Linked DNA regions of Homo sapiens: region 1 is linked to region 2. A link is an interaction called in ENCODE POLR2A ChIA-PET data of the cell type or tissue named here. Cell type or tissue: PC-9. All regions are shown on one strand. Each heading gives the region's core, and the rest is flanking DNA. Links, peaks and the distances in the headings are about the cores only. Region 1 has its middle 33 kb from the start of ATP5MJ. Region 2 overlaps PPP1R13B (protein phosphatase 1 regulatory subunit 13B).

Region 1 (9,640 bases), core at 2,444-7,443, 140 kb before region 2:
TACCTCTCAAACAAGAGCAAGACTACCTTGCTAAAAAAAAAAAAAAAAAAAAAAAAAACCTACAAATTTTGGTGGGTTTTGAGACAGGCTCTCACTCTGTCACCCAGGCTGGAGTGCAGTGGTGTGATCATGGTTCACTGCAGCCTCAGCCTCCTGGGCTCAAGCGATCCTCCTGTCTCAGCTTCCCAAGAAGCTGAGACCACAGGCACCCGCCAATTTTTGTAGAAACGGGGTTCTGCCATGTTGCTCAGGCTGGTCTTGAACTCCTGGGCTCAAGCCTTCCACGGGCCTCAGAAAATTATGAATTCATATATGTCAGCACCACACAAGGAAAACTCTGGCAAATATGCAGACGGCAAACAAACCAGGAGGGGCAAGACCAAAGGGTCTTGATCAAGATAGACTTGAATTTTATTGGTAATGCTTTAATTTTTATGAGAGCGTTCAAGAATTACTGTGCGATTTTAAATAAATAAAGTTTAAAATAGAGTCCTTCTTGCAAGGGTGTGGGAGAATCACACCCTCAGAGCCCGATGAGGGCCGCGCCTGGGCCCTCACTCCTGTCTCCCCAGCACCTCACTCCAGGTCATTTATTCATTCAACAAGCATGTGCTGCTGCCTCCTCCATGCTGGCCTCAAGCTGGACCCTGGGTCAGAGATGACTCCGAGGCAGGCCCTGGCCTGGAGAGGCGTGCAGCCCAGCAGGAAGCTGCAGTGAGGGCTGGACTAGGGGAATTTCACCCCCAGCCCTGGGCACTGGGAGCCACTTCCGCAGTGTTGCCTCAATGTTTGGAGATGCCTGAGGATCCTGCAATAGTGCTCCTCACGCCAAACCCTGATGAATAATTTCTTCAAAAGAGAAAGTGTGTCAGACCGAAATTGATTAGCCACACAATGAAATACAGAGCCAAACCAAAGCGGCCCTAGAACCTGGTATCCCAACCATGAAGAAATAACAGAAAACAAATAACTTAGAGAATTTTTCAAACACCTGAAACACCCCAGCAGGGTGTTCCTGGAGCTTCAGATCAGAACTCCAGACCCCCGCTGCCCTTTCGGAGCCCGCGCTGTCGGCGGCATCCTCGGGGTTCTGCCGTTAGTCCTCCCCAGACCAGCATCCAGCCCCTTTCCGATGACTTTTCCCAAGCCTGCCTCTGGACCCAAACGCCCCGGTGTCTCTAAGCCAGCCAAGTGTGCCCACAATCACCCATCCCTGTGGGCACCTTCAGCAACTGCTCCCAGAAGCCCCTGCTCTGGGCCTGGCCCTAGGGTGCAGCCTCCAGCCAAAAGCGCAGTTCCCAGGGTCCCCCGTGGACTGGGGCACATTCCCCAGCTCTGGTCACCTTGGCCAGAGGATCTCCCCAGAGACCTGGGAGGAACGTAGGTGTATGTCAGGCCCGGTGGAATGCAGTCTCCAGGAGGGCACCAGGAAAAACAAGTTCCAGGGCAACCTCCCTGGAGGTCTCACCTGCTGCCAGGCTCTGCGGGACTCCAGAGCATCCGGGAAGAACTGCTGTCTGCAGACAGCAGTGCCGGGTGCACAGGGTCAGGGCCTGGAGAGCAGAGCTGTGGCAGGAGCTGAGGCTGGGGAGGGTGCAGAGCCCAATTAGAGGGCAGAGGAGGAAGCTGCCTGGGCAGGCCGGAGTGACACCAGCAATGGACAGGGGAAGCCTAGGACCAGAGACGTCCTTGGCAGGTGGGAGGGAACCAGTGCCCAGGCCAGGGCCGAAGGTTAGGAAATAGGTCCTGGCTGAGGCCTGGCCAGGAAAAGCAAGTGTAGGAACTAGGCCAGACTCACAGGATCCCGGCATTCACGGGCAGAGCCTATCTGTCAGACACTCGCTGGAGAACTGTGGACACTGGGCACCTGAGGCTCCCCCTGATGCACCTGTGGGAAGGCAGGGCTTGCGGGCAGCCTCAGTGGGTGTGGGAACCAGAGGGCAAGAAAGGCAGGAGCCCCCAGTGCCACACAGGGTGGTGTTGCTGCGTGCCAGGCTCTGTGCTGAGCTCCAAGCAGGCCAGGGAGCAGCCTTTCTCAGGATCCTGGCCAGGAAGCGTGGCCTCTGGGAGCCAGGCCAGGTGGGCCTTGCCCCAAGGTGGACGCTGCTAACCCTACTCCACCTGCCCAGGGATCACGGCCAGCATTCACAGACCAGCAACGTCAGCTCAGTTAATCTCACAGCAGCTCAGGAGGTAGACAAGGTCATCCTCCCCACTTTCCAGGATGAGGAAATGAGGCACTGAGAGGGGAAGTGACCTGCCCACGGGCGCACAGCTAGCATTCAGCAGAGCCTGCATTCAGACCCGCAGGCCATCTGAAGCCAGAGTCCCAGCTCCTAGCACCCCACTGTGCCACCCATCCCAAATCAGTGTGAGAACAGGAGCCCCGGCCCAGGGTCGGGCTGAAGACCCTCCGCCCCTCCCACCTCCCAGCTGCTGACACTTTCTTGCCTAGACCTGCTGCCCATGTAGCAGTACAGAGGGGCTGTCTGGCATCACATGACACCAGGTTCAAGTCAGATTCAGCCACTTAGCAATGTGTGACTGAGTCAGGAACTTCATCTCCACCCCAAGCCTCAGTTTCCTCATCTGTCAAATGAGGTTGTGACGTCCACATCAGCAGGCCATGGTGAGACTGCCTGAGAATGCACTGAGGTGACCCACGCTCCTTTGGATATTACGATTTGAGACGGTGGGGTGTGTGTTGAGGGGAGGGGTCAGCCCTAAAATCAGGGCCAGGAAAACAGTCACAGTGCAGCCACTCTTCAGGCCTCCTGCCTGAGCTCCGGGTTCCCCAGAGGAGCCTTGCGCCCAGCCCGCCTAGAATGGGCTGTCAGAGGCCTTCCCGTCGGGGAGAGGGGCCCTGTGCTCCCAGTGGCCTCCTCTATCACTGGGGAGGCTCCAGGCAGTCAGAGCAGTTTTGGGGTCCACGCCTCCATCCCCATCCCCAGACCCACAGCAGGAGACAGCTGGAGAAACAAGGCTGGCCTGGGGTGGGTCCCGGCTGCCGCACCCAGTTGTCTAGAAAATACCCGAATTTGTGGTCAGCTTTAGGTCGGAAGGGGCTGGGGCTCACTGAGTCTCTGCCAATGGCCCTGCCAGTGCTGCGTCTGAGGGACACCGACTGAATCCTTTTTGCTATCACTGCTGCTGATGCTGATGAACTGCAACTGGGCAAGTCACCGCCCCATCCACCAACTGGAGCAAATACCACCACCCACGCGGTGCTTAAGTGAACATGTACCGCCTTGGTAATCAGAAAATAACAACAGGACGCTTTACAAACAATAATGTAATAGCCCCGGTCCAGCTGGGGCGGGCAGCAGATGATAGGATCGTGCTGTGGGCGGGGCTTGGGGAACTCCCGGTGAGATCAGAGTCTCCGTGTCCAGGCCTGACCACCCCGACCACAGGCACTGGCGTTCCGCCCACGGCCGAGCCTCGAACCCTGAAGAAGTCCATGCACTCCTCGGCTTCCACTGCAGTGCACTGTCCTGCCCAGGGGCTGTACGGGCCCCCATTCTCCCAATCTCAGCCCTTTGCCCCAGGTCCCCCGCTGAGGCCGTGTGGAGGCTGCCTCCGCCAGGAAGGAAAAAGAGACCTTGCTTCCACCCTGCCCTTGGTGTCTGGGTGGCGTGAGTGGACCGGCCCTCAGGCAGCACCCCACTGAGCCATATGCGTGATCCCTCAGTCCCAGACCAACGTGTGCACTGGCGGCCTATTTCCCCCATGTACACAGAGGAGCTGGCAGAGCAGAGCTGGTCACTGCACGAGGTGAGTCATGTTCTCCTGGGGCAGAGCATTGAGGGCCACGGCCTCTAAGGGCCCACCAGCCTTCTGCAAGGCTGCGGCCCGGCCTACCACAATGCCACCCGGGGGGGCTGGCTGGCTGCACCCTGCACCCTCGTCCCAGCCATGGGAGCTTGGACCCTCTAAGGGGCTTCCCAGGAGCCTTAGATGCCACAGATATTTGCATTGTATGAGGATTTGGGTTTAAAAAAAAAAAAAAAGGCCAGGTGCGGTGGCTCAGGCCTGTAATCCCAGCACTTTGGGAGGCTGAGGTGGGCGGATCACGAGGTCAGGATATCGAGACCATCCTGGCTAACACAGTGAAATTCTGTCTCTACTGAAAATACAAAAAAAAAAAAAAACAGCTGGGCGTGGCGGCGGGTGCCTGTAGTCCCAGCTACTCAGGAGGCTGAGGCAGGAGAATGGCGTGAACCCGGGAGGCGGAGCTTGCAGTGAGCTGAGATCCGCCACTGGGCTCCAGCCTGGGCGACAGAGCGAGACTCCGTCATGGAAAAAAAAAAAAAAGAAGACGGGGAGGGCGTGTCAAATCAAACACCATGATCTGCCTGGAAGTTTACATTTCACAGTGCAGCCTTTCACTTGAGAACCCCACGTGTAACTCACTGGAAGGTGGTAAAGGCTTATAGTGGAGGCTTTTGGTGAGGGAGGCTCCAGGCATGGCCCTGCCTCCTGCTCTGTGCCCGCAATTCCCATGAGCCTGAACTTGGGCCTCAGCCCCTCTGCCTCTCAGCCGTGAGGCCCAGCATAGGCCCCGGGGAACAGACGGTGGACAGAGGGACGGCCGCTGGGAAGCATGGCAGGTGCTTCCTGTCCCTGCCAGGAGACCACTGGCTGTGATGTCACTCTTGTGCTCTGGCCTAGCGGTGACAGCTCTGGTCATGACCCAGTTCCCCTCAGGTGACTCACCTGCACCTTCTTCTGCTCCTCAGGTCATCATCGAGCATGACTCACCTTCAGCACCGGCTGAGCGAGGCCCAGAAGATGACCAACTCCGTGGGGACCTGAGGTCAGGAGGCAAACGTGCAAGGTGGCTCATGCCTCTAATCCAACACTTTGGGAGGCTGAGGCAGGAGGATCACTTGAGCCCAGGAGTTTGAGACCAGCCTGGGCAACATAGTGAGACCAAAAAATATAAAAATTACCCGGGCATGATAGCACACACCTGTGGTCCCAGCTACTCAGGAGGCTGAGCTGGGAGGATCACCTGAGCCCAGGAGGTCGAGGTTGCAAATCACGGCACTGCACTCCAGCCTGGGTGACAGAGGAAGACATGGTCTCAAAAAGAAAAAAGGAGACAAACATCACCGGGGGCCATCCTGCAGGAGCTTGGGGAGTTTCTGCTGCTGCCTCCTAGAGACCTTCCTGCAGGGTGTGGCTCTTTACAGTTTGCACAGCTAGGTCCCCCCAACCCCATTCTCTCATGGAGGCTCCAGAGGGGCCCTGATGGCCTAGTCAGCAGGGCGGCCAGAACGCACTGCCAGTCTCCTAACTCTGAGCCCAGTGTCCTTTGGGTCGGCCAGGCTCAGCCCGAGCTGAGGGGAGAGGGAGGAGAGCCGGAGGCCCCACCAGACGGTGAGAGGAGGGAGGGCAGCAGCCAGGGTGGGTGCACAGCAGGTGCCAGGCCTGGAGGGCATTCATGAGCCCCTTTGAGGCCTTTGGTCTCACCTGCCTGGCAGGGAAAAGTTAGAGGTCAGAGGCAGCTGAGGAGGGCACAGCGTGTCTGGGTAGATGAGGGGGCAGAGGTGAGAAGGCACCATCCACCCTCCAGCTGGATGGGGCGGGAGACCGAGCTCCCACCAGGAGCTCTGAGCTTTCGTCTCATGGCCCTGGCAGTACCTGTCACGACAGGTGGAGGCTCAGGTGCGGACAGTGTGCTCACGCCCTCCTGGCTGGGAAGTCTCATGGGCCTTGACTTCAGGCTCCTCAAGGTCCCATCTGTTGGCTCCCAGGCAGAGGAGATGCCTGGCCTGTGGTGAGAGTGTGGGGTCCGGGTCCCCCAACCCCCACTCCGCCTCACTGGGCCAGTTTCAGCTCTGTCAGTCGGTGCCTGGCTGGCCCCCCTCTCCCCAGAGAATCCCAGTGCCCCCTCCACAGTGTCCAGCCCAGACACCTTGGTGGCCCAGAGGTACCCAGAGAGCAAAGGGGAGGGAGGCAGGGGGCAGCCAGGCTGGGCTTGGACCTGCGGAAGCCCACCCTCAAGCCTCCAGGCAGATGGAAGGCGTGGTGCTGCCGCCCCCGGTCCTGCTCAGCCTGGCTGGAGTGTCTATTCTTACATCCATACTTCCTGCTTCTTTTCCGGTTCTAGGTAAAGGCTGAGGGGCTCTATGGGGCCTGGCTTCTCACCCAAGCCTGATCCCACTTTCTGGGCAGAACCATGAAATGGGGGGCTCCTACACACCTCCCCAGAGAGGGTCCTTCTGCTGCAGGGCGGCCTTGGGGATGCCTCTGCTTAGCCGCAGCCACTGCCCACATGTCTGTCTGTCTTGCACCCCACACTTCCCACCCCCAGATGCATTCTGTCACACGGCATCCTGCCAGACCCAGAGGAACCAGAGAGGAGGAAGGAGTGGGCTGGAGGAATCAAGAGGAGACTGCCTCGCTTTTTTGTTTGTTTGTTTGTTTGTTTTCACTAGAGACAGGGTCTCGCTGTGTTGCCCAGGCTGGAGTGCAGAAGCTGTTCACAGGCACGATCAGAGCACCACAGCCTCAAACAGGAATCCTGGGCTCAAGCGATTCTCCCGCCTCAGCCTCCCGAGTAGCTGGGACTGTGGGTGTGCAACACCTTGCCTGGCCTGGTTTTCTTTAAAAAGAACAATTCTGAGCTTTATCTCTGGCGCCCCTGGCTGTGGATCCACAGAAGCAGGGATCGCGTCTCTCTCACTTGGGGGGAATCTCGGTGAATTGTGAAATGCGTTCCTGCTGCGGCAGTGAAAACTGATACGGCCCCGCGGGGTTCACAGGTCACAGCCGTGGGGGGACGGTGGCTATCAGTTCTTTCGGCCACCAGCACTCAGACACCAGTTCGGGCGCAACTCAGGCAAAAAGAAGACTCTCCTGGAAGGAGGTGGAGTGTCTCCAGGTGAAAGGGGAGCCCACCCTTCCAGTCTGCAGCCTTGAAACTGGGGCCACCTCTAGGCAGGTCAATGTCTCCCTGAGGCACAGCCAGCTCAGTGCCGGGGCTGGTGATATTTCAGGAAGCTCATGGAAATGATTTCACTTATTCTAAAATCAGGAGAAAATGGACTTTTAGGTTGAAGAAAAGGTTTGTATGTGGACTCTTAACATATTCATTTTGCCATCAATGCAGTTACGGCCCTTCCTCATACCTACCCCACAAACCGGGGGCTCCTCCCTGGCCCATCAGGCTTCAGGAGGAGAGTCTGACCCTCAACTAGAGTCAGGGCCCACTGGGGGACCAATCGGCTGAAGCCCGTGGGACAGGATGACCCGGTCCAGACTTGGGCCACTCCATGTCAGGGACATTCCTGGAGAAGGGTAGGGGCTAGGAGCCCCCACAGTGGGCTCTACCCTGCCGTTGTGGTCCCCTGTGGTGGCTGCCATCAGAGTCTCCCACCTCCAGGCTGAGCCATGCCCTTGGTCTGCCCTCTGCCCTCTCACAGGTAGGCACCCGCATGCAGGAACCTTGGGGCTGCAGGCGAGGGTGGGGCACTCGCCCGCTGGAGCAGGCCAGCAGAGGCGGCATGGCCATGGCCACTTTCGAGGTCAGCACCACCGGCCCTGACCTCGGCTGTGGGAGGACAAGGACGCTCCTGAGCATGCAGGAGTTTGCTGGAGGGACCATCGGAGGGAGACCTCCCCCAGGCTCCCTGACAGCTGGCAGGGAGCAGGCATGGGGGGGACTCTGGGCCACAGGAATTTGGGAGATGGTATGAGAAGGGGCCATCCTTAGTGGCCGTGGATGGAGCCAAGACCAGCCCCTTCTTTGGTCCCCGTTAGGTCCCCTGATAAAACCTCATCAGGCTGGGGCAGAGTCTACTTAAAGGATAGGGGAGTAGAGGCCAGGGTGCCCCCCACTGTGCTTCCTGGGAGTCCTGGATCAGCTTTTCTGAATGCTGGTTCTCTAACCAGAGCCTGGAGAAGGGACGGTAACATGAAGAGTTTGCAGCATTTGGTGGTCGAGGATCCATATGAAGGGCATCCGGCTTGGGGCTGGCATGCTGGATCTCGTAGCGAAGCTGGTGACTGGCCTCCCTGCGAGGCCAGGGCCCCCTCCTCAGGAGCCGCCACAGCCACCAGGCAGGAAAGTCCACTGTGGAGCCATCCAAGCCAGAAGGGGCCTCAGACATCATCGTTTTGCAGATGGGGAAATGGAGGCCCAGAGAGGGAAAATGATTAACCCAGGGACACACAGCAATTATGGCAGAACCGGGGCTGCCCCATGGGAGAACAATGGGCTTTGGGACAGGCTTTGGACCAGCTGTGGGACTCTGGGCAAACTCTTTCCTCCCTAAACCTCACTTCCCTCTTCTGTAAAGAAACCCAGCTAGGCATGGTGGCTCACGCCTGCAATCCCAGTACTTTAGGAGGCTGAGTAGTAATCCCAGTACTTTTGAGGCAGGAGGATCGCTTGAGCCCAGGAGTTTGAGACCAGCCTGGGAAACATAACGAGTCCCTGTCTCTACAAAAATACAAAAATTAGCCAGGTGTGGTGGTGTGCACCTGTGGTCCCAGCTACTCAAGAGGCTGAGGTGGGAGAATCACTTGAGCCTGGTAGGTCGAGGCTGCAGTGAGCCAAGATGGTGCCACTGCCCTCCAGCCTGGGCAACACACCAAGACCCTGTCTCAAAAACAAACAAACAAGAAAAGAAAAAAAGAAAAAACTTCAAGGACCAAGCTCATGCATCGCTGGAGCAGTGCGGGGAGAAGGAGAGTGAGGAGAATCTTGAGACGAGATAGATTCTCAAACGGACATTTACAGAGCCCTCATTACTAGGCACTTGCCAAGTCCTTTGGGGGCATCTTGAGACTCTTTTTTAATTTTAATTTTATTTTGTTTTATTTTTGAGATGGAGTCTCGCTCTGTCACCCAGGCTGGAATGCAGTAGCATGATCTCAGCTCACTGCAAACTCCACCTCCCGGTTTCAAGCTATTCTCCTGTCTCAACCTAAGGAGTAGCTGGGATTACAGACATGCACCGCCATGCCTGGCTAATTTTTGTATTTTAGTAGAGACAGGGTTTCACCATGTTGGCCAAGCTGGTCTCGAACTCCTGACCTCAGGTGATCCACCTGCCTCAGCCTCTGGAGTAGCTGGCGTACACCAATACGCCTGGCTAATTTTTGCATTTTTGGTAGATACGGGGTTTCACTGTTAGCCAGGCTAGTCACAAACTCCTGACCTCAAGTGATCTGCCCGCCTCAGCCTCCCAAAGTGCTGGGAGAATCGTTTTCTAATTTAATTAATTTTTTTTTTTCAGAGATGTTCCTCAGGACTCAAACTCCTGGGCTCAGGTGATCCTCCTGACTCAGCCCCAGAGTAGCTGGGACTACAGGCATACACCATCACCCTTGGCTTGGGAATCTTGAGGGGAAATGAACTAGCCCAGGCCTTCTGGGAGCCAGAGGAGGTCATGACAGACAGCAGGAGGCCGGGAGGCTCCCAGTCATGACAGACAGCAGGAGGCCGGGAGGCTCCCGGTCATGACAGACAGCAGGAGGCCGGGAGGCTCCCGGTCATGACAGACAGCAGGAGGCCGGGAGGCTCCCGGTCATGACAGACAGCAGGAGGCCGGGAGGCTCCCGGTCATGACAGACAGCAGGAGGCCAGGAGACTCCCAGGAGGAAAGTCTGGCACGCTGTCCCTCCCAGA
Region 2 (5,000 bases), core at 1-5,000:
GGGAACTGGGCCCATTGCTGGGAGTCAGAGCCTTACGTGCTCACTGTGCCCCACGTGGCTTAGACAGTACCGGCTACAGCCCTTATCCCGACTCCACGGGTGTGAGCACAGAGGCTGAGTCACCTGCCCGAAGCAGCACAGCGAGTAAGTCACAGAGGGGATTTGAAGCCAGGCTCAGAGCCCAGGATTTGACCAGTGTCTCTGTGCCCACTCAAGGGAGGAAGAGTATCCTGAGTAAGAGGGAAGCTGCATGTGGATCACGGGGAAGTTGCTCTGCCCTCACATCAGCTCCTCATGTGTACAGCTCCAGATGGGTGGGTGTTGTCGGAGAATTGCTCATAGGAAGCTACAGTTCCTTCTCCACAGTCTCCCCTTCTAGATGCTGATCTTTCCAGATGACAGGCTTCCTAAAAACCAACCACTGAGTGAGTGCTTTCTGTCCGAGCTGGCAGTCTCTTGCACTAAGCTTAGGACTTCTTTGAATGTAGGAGAATCTTGACTCTCATTTCTTCCCAATTTGTAGCTGAACCGTGTGAATGGCACGTCATCACCACAGTCCCCTCTGAGCACATCGGGCAGGGTCGCTGCTGTGGGGCCTTATATCCAGGTTCCCAGTGCCGGAAGCTTTCCTGTGCTGGGGGACCCTATAAAGCCCCAGTCTCTCAGTATTGCCTCAAATGCTGCTCATGGAAGATCCAAATCCGGTGAGTGGTCCTGGCCCTCTTCCTGGGGGAGAGTTTGTGAGCAGGGAATGGGGCCTGCGGTGGAGGGGCGGGGGGTGGGGCAGGCTCCTGAGGCTCTGCCCCACACATCGTCAGACTCCAGGCTCAGTCTCCCCGTGAGGCGCTTGGAGAGCTGTGTTCCCCTGTGGTAACAATCCTAAAAGGAAAACAAGTTATTTTTACTGAACTAGAGGTCTCTACTGTGTGGCTTTTCAAAACACAAATGATTAATTAAAACTCTGATCCATGGGCCGGGTGCAGTGGCTCACGCCTGTAATCCCAGCACTTTGGGAGGCCAAGGCGGGTGGATCACCTGAGGTCAGGAGTTCAAGACCAGCCTGGCCAACATGGTGAAACCCTGTCTTTACTAAAACTACGAAAATTAGCCGGGCGTGGTGGCGTGCACCTGTAATCCCAGCTACTCAGGAGGCTGAAGCGGGAGAATCACTTGAACCTGGGAGGCGGAGGTTGCAGTGAGATCGTGCCACTGTGCTTCAGCCTGGGCAACAAGAGTGAAACTTCATCTCAAAAAAAACAAAACAAAACAAAACAAAAAAAACTGACCCACGAGTGTCCTCTCTTACTGCAGGTTTATTTACTCTGAGGACACTGAGGCCCGGCATGGATGCCTCACCACAACTCGGCTACAGCCAGCCAAGTGGAGGGGCTGCCCCTACAAACAGCGCTCTGTCCTCATTGATCAAAGTCCACACATCGTTGGTTTGGTCTTGACCTCACAATGGTGCTGTGTGATGGACTTGGACCTCTAGTGTAGTCCATGGGTGGTGCCCCTGCCAAGCAGAGGGCAAGCTGTTCATGGAGAGTCTGTTTCTCAACCAGTGCATTAAAAGTGTTGGGGCTTCCTTGCAATAAGACTTTCTTTATGACTGAGGTTGACACATTTCCCTGAAACACACAGCATCAGGAATCCCTGTCCTGATGTATTGAAACATTCCTTCGTTTATGAAAACAGTACTGTTACTCTCTGGCCATCAGGCCTGTGTTTCGAGCCCCTTTTTCGGGATTGTGGTGGATTTGTGCTCATCTTTGTTTGCTTCATTTTCTCTTGCCTGGCCCCCAGGAGGGACAGCGACACATCTGTTGCCCCCACTGGGGAGCTTGGGTCTTGTTATGAACTCCGAAAGAGAAGAGCATCACCAGCACTTGTGAGCCACAAGCCCCCACTCAGATCCCTTACGGCCGTGTCTCAGCAGCCACATAAAGTGTGGGGTTGGCATGAACCCCTAACTGCAGGTTGCTCTGCTAAGCTGTTATTTATAGTTTGAACCACCCTGTGGTAGGAGTAGATATTTGTCTGTTTCCAGTGGGAGGTAATTAGCACAGCCAGCTACTTCTCTGCTGACTTCCTTTGAGAAACTCCCCAAGGTGAGAAATGTCTCCTGTGTCCCGTCCTTGTTGGTGTCTGCTGTGCTGCCTCAAGGGGTTGCAGCAAGGAGATGCCTTCACGAAGCCCTGGTCCTAGCCTCTGCTGTGGATGAAAGTCATGGACACGGGGAACCTGTGCTCACCTTCAGAGTCGGGGCAGCAGCTCAGCCCAGAGGTGGAGCTGGGCTGTGAAGCCTCCTGGCAGGGACTCTAATCCCTTGCTGTTGGCTGTCCTGGTTCTGTGTCACACAGATGGCCACAGTAAACCCAGAGTGACCAGCTCATGGACAGTGTCAGACCTCGACGTCGGGCCTAATTATGGCTCCTCGCGGCCCTCTGCAAGCCCATTTGTAAACCGTATGTTGGCTGACAAGCTTAGTGGGAAGCTGCGTCCTCTTTAATATGTACAAAATCACCTGTCACTTGTTTTTCCAAACTGACAAAGGTCTGCTCATCACATCTAGATTTGAAAAAGATGCCACACAAACGTAATTTGTCCCTTTCTTCAACAGACAGGTATGGAGTCTGGGTGGGGCCACGTGTACCCTCCCATCCTTAGAAAGAGTGTGACACCAAGGGACAGATGCTGGCGTAGCGCGGGTTTTGTTTTGGAGGGTTTTTTGTTTGTTTTTACAAAATTAAGATATTTCTGAGTTTATTATGAGGCTTTTAGTTTTACAATCATACTAAAAGATAATTGTTCCTCTATAAAATGATTTTCCTTCTGTACCTCTTGCCTTCTTCTGAAGAAAGGAGAAAATTGCTTTTTAGTCCCCACTATGGCTGATTTCCATAAAACTTCCTGTTGTTGCTGGGTGGTTTCTGAAGCACCTGGACAGCCACATTCCCTGTGACCCTGAGACCACAGGCCCTGTCCTTGGGGAGGCTGCAGGTTTCTGGCCACACATCCTCCAGGCCACGTGGAGCAAGATGGCAGTTGGTCCAGGGGCCTTGGAATGCCTCGCCAGGACCCACGGGGCTTGACTAGAGCTGTCTCAGAAGCCGCTGCCTGGAGCCTGCATCATAACTTCACAGCCCAGCAGTGTATGCAGCTGGGGTTGCGGTGCGGCTGCATCGGGTCAGTTTGGCTTAGGAGCAAGCCGTGTGAGGCTGCGGCTGATGGGCCCTGTGTTGCCCAGGCGCTCAGAGCGCAGCCGGGAAGCTTCCTCGTCATGTGCTATGAGTCCGGAGTTCTGGCTCAGACGTTGTTGTGAGGACCACTGATTTTCCTGCTGCTACTTAGTTATCCCCTCCTGCCTGTGCTGGCAGATGGGATAAGGGAAGGGGATGTGCTGTTCCTGCCAGGAGGGCCTAAAAGAGTCCCTCTGATTTCTGTCTGTCCCATATTGCTGATGGCGCTGGAAGCGTTGAACACTTTAGTTCAGTTCAGCACCTGTTCCTGTAAAAGAGAACCAGGAGCCTGTGTTATAATGGACTTTCGGCCACTGTGAGGGGCCTTGTGTTACAAGGGGATACTTCTGCACCCTTTTTCAGTTTGGAAAATACTCTGTAAAGAACCTGTCATTTCAGTGGCTTTCCTGAAAACTTGGGGTTGATGACCAGCTTTCTAATCACTGCAACAGAATGATAGCCTGCTCCTCCTGCTACGCAAATCAGTGGGAACCTGCACGGGCCTCCTGTGATCATAAGTTACCTTAGAGGGCAGAAATTTTTATCTCAATAATTAAAGTACTACAGGTCAAACCTATTATGAAGTCAAAAGATAAATCTTTTTTATTGCTCTATGTAATTGTATTCATAAATAGTGTTTCAAAAGTAAGGGCCAGTGCTTATTTTGTTTGGTGGTGCTGATGCAATGGATTTGACCTGTGTTAAAATAGGGTGCAGCCCCAGGCCCACACCAGTGGAGCCTTGGTTTGGCGTGAGTCTCTGGTAACACTTGAGGCGATTTGGGCGTTGGCAGTGAGCTGCCAGCAGAGCCCGTCCCTTGGTCTTGTGCACGGGTCTGTGGGTGCTGGAGGAGATCAGCAGTTGTGCATGTGGCTGGTGGTTGACCACTCGGTTAATGGATCTGCATCAGAATGGGATGTCCCAGTGCTGTTTTTGTTTCTGGCAGAGTGTTATTCTTAGGTTGGTTCAACTACATTGAGAAAAGTTTTACGTAAGTTCTGTGTTCTTTTCAAGCTAATGATGGAAACTGGCCAACATTAAAACAGAATTCTAGCTCTTCCGTGAAACCAGTGCAGGTGGCCGGTGCAGACTGGAAGGATCCGAGCGTGGAGGGGTCTGTCAAGCAGGGCACTGTCTCCAGCCAGCCTGTGCCCTTCTCAGCACTGGGACCCACGGAGAAGCCGGTAGGCCTGTGTCTTTACCACAGAACACAAGCGGGCTCTTCAACAGGGCTCTCTTCTGCCTTAGTACTAAGCTAAAGGGTATGACTTGTCAGGAGGCAAGTTAATCCTGTTATTGTCCAGACAACACCCAAAGTCCTAGAGGGTTACTGGGCCCTAAGAGCCTGAGCAGCCCACGAGTACACACACCTTTCGGTCAGAACTTTTGCAGACAGGCAATGAGCTCAACAGTGTGCCCCAAGTCCTGGTCACAGCCAATTTGACGGATTACAAATTCTACTGTGTATTCTCTTGGGAATGTGGGTGGAAATATTCTTAACTGTTCAAAGGGTGACTTTGTTTTTCTTCTTAACACCTAAACTTAGGGCATCGAGATTGGTAAAGTGCCACCTCCCATCCCGGGTGTAGGCAAGCAGCTGCCTCCAAGCTATGGGACATACCCAAGTCCTACACCTCTGGGTCCTGGGTCGACAAGCTCCCTGGAAAGGAGGAAGGAAGGCAGCTTGCCCAGGCCCAGTGCAGGCCTGCCAAGTCGACAGAGGCCCACCCTGCTGCCCGCCACAGGCAGCACCCCCCAGCC

What was found. ChIA-PET counts read pairs that join two places held together with the same protein. Peaks named below come from ENCODE experiments on the same cell type or tissue, not always from the same donor. Only the 100,000 strongest peaks of a DNase experiment are listed, where the experiment ranks them.
Region 1: POLR2A ChIA-PET joins it to region 2 with 8 read pairs; 3 of 35 experiments call an interaction of 5 or more read pairs at or near these places.

The regions. Positions count from the first base shown.
Region 1 is chr14:103,883,499-103,893,138 of GRCh38, reverse strand. No RefSeq gene overlaps it. Among named protein-coding and RNA genes, the nearest start is that of ATP5MJ, 33 kb to the left of the region's middle. In PC-9, for the core only: no CTCF peak of the experiment used is centred there; DNase peaks (open chromatin) are centred at 3,758 and 4,748.
Region 2 is chr14:103,742,077-103,747,076 of GRCh38, reverse strand. It overlaps PPP1R13B (protein phosphatase 1 regulatory subunit 13B), which reads left to right. Exons shown (of 17, transcript NM_015316.3): 9 at 524-704; 10 at 4,254-4,423; 11 at 4,786-5,000. Among named protein-coding and RNA genes, the nearest start is that of ZFYVE21, 29 kb to the right of the region's middle. RefSeq lists an enhancer at 3,280-4,061. In PC-9, for the core only: no CTCF peak of the experiment used is centred there; no DNase peak of the experiment used is centred there.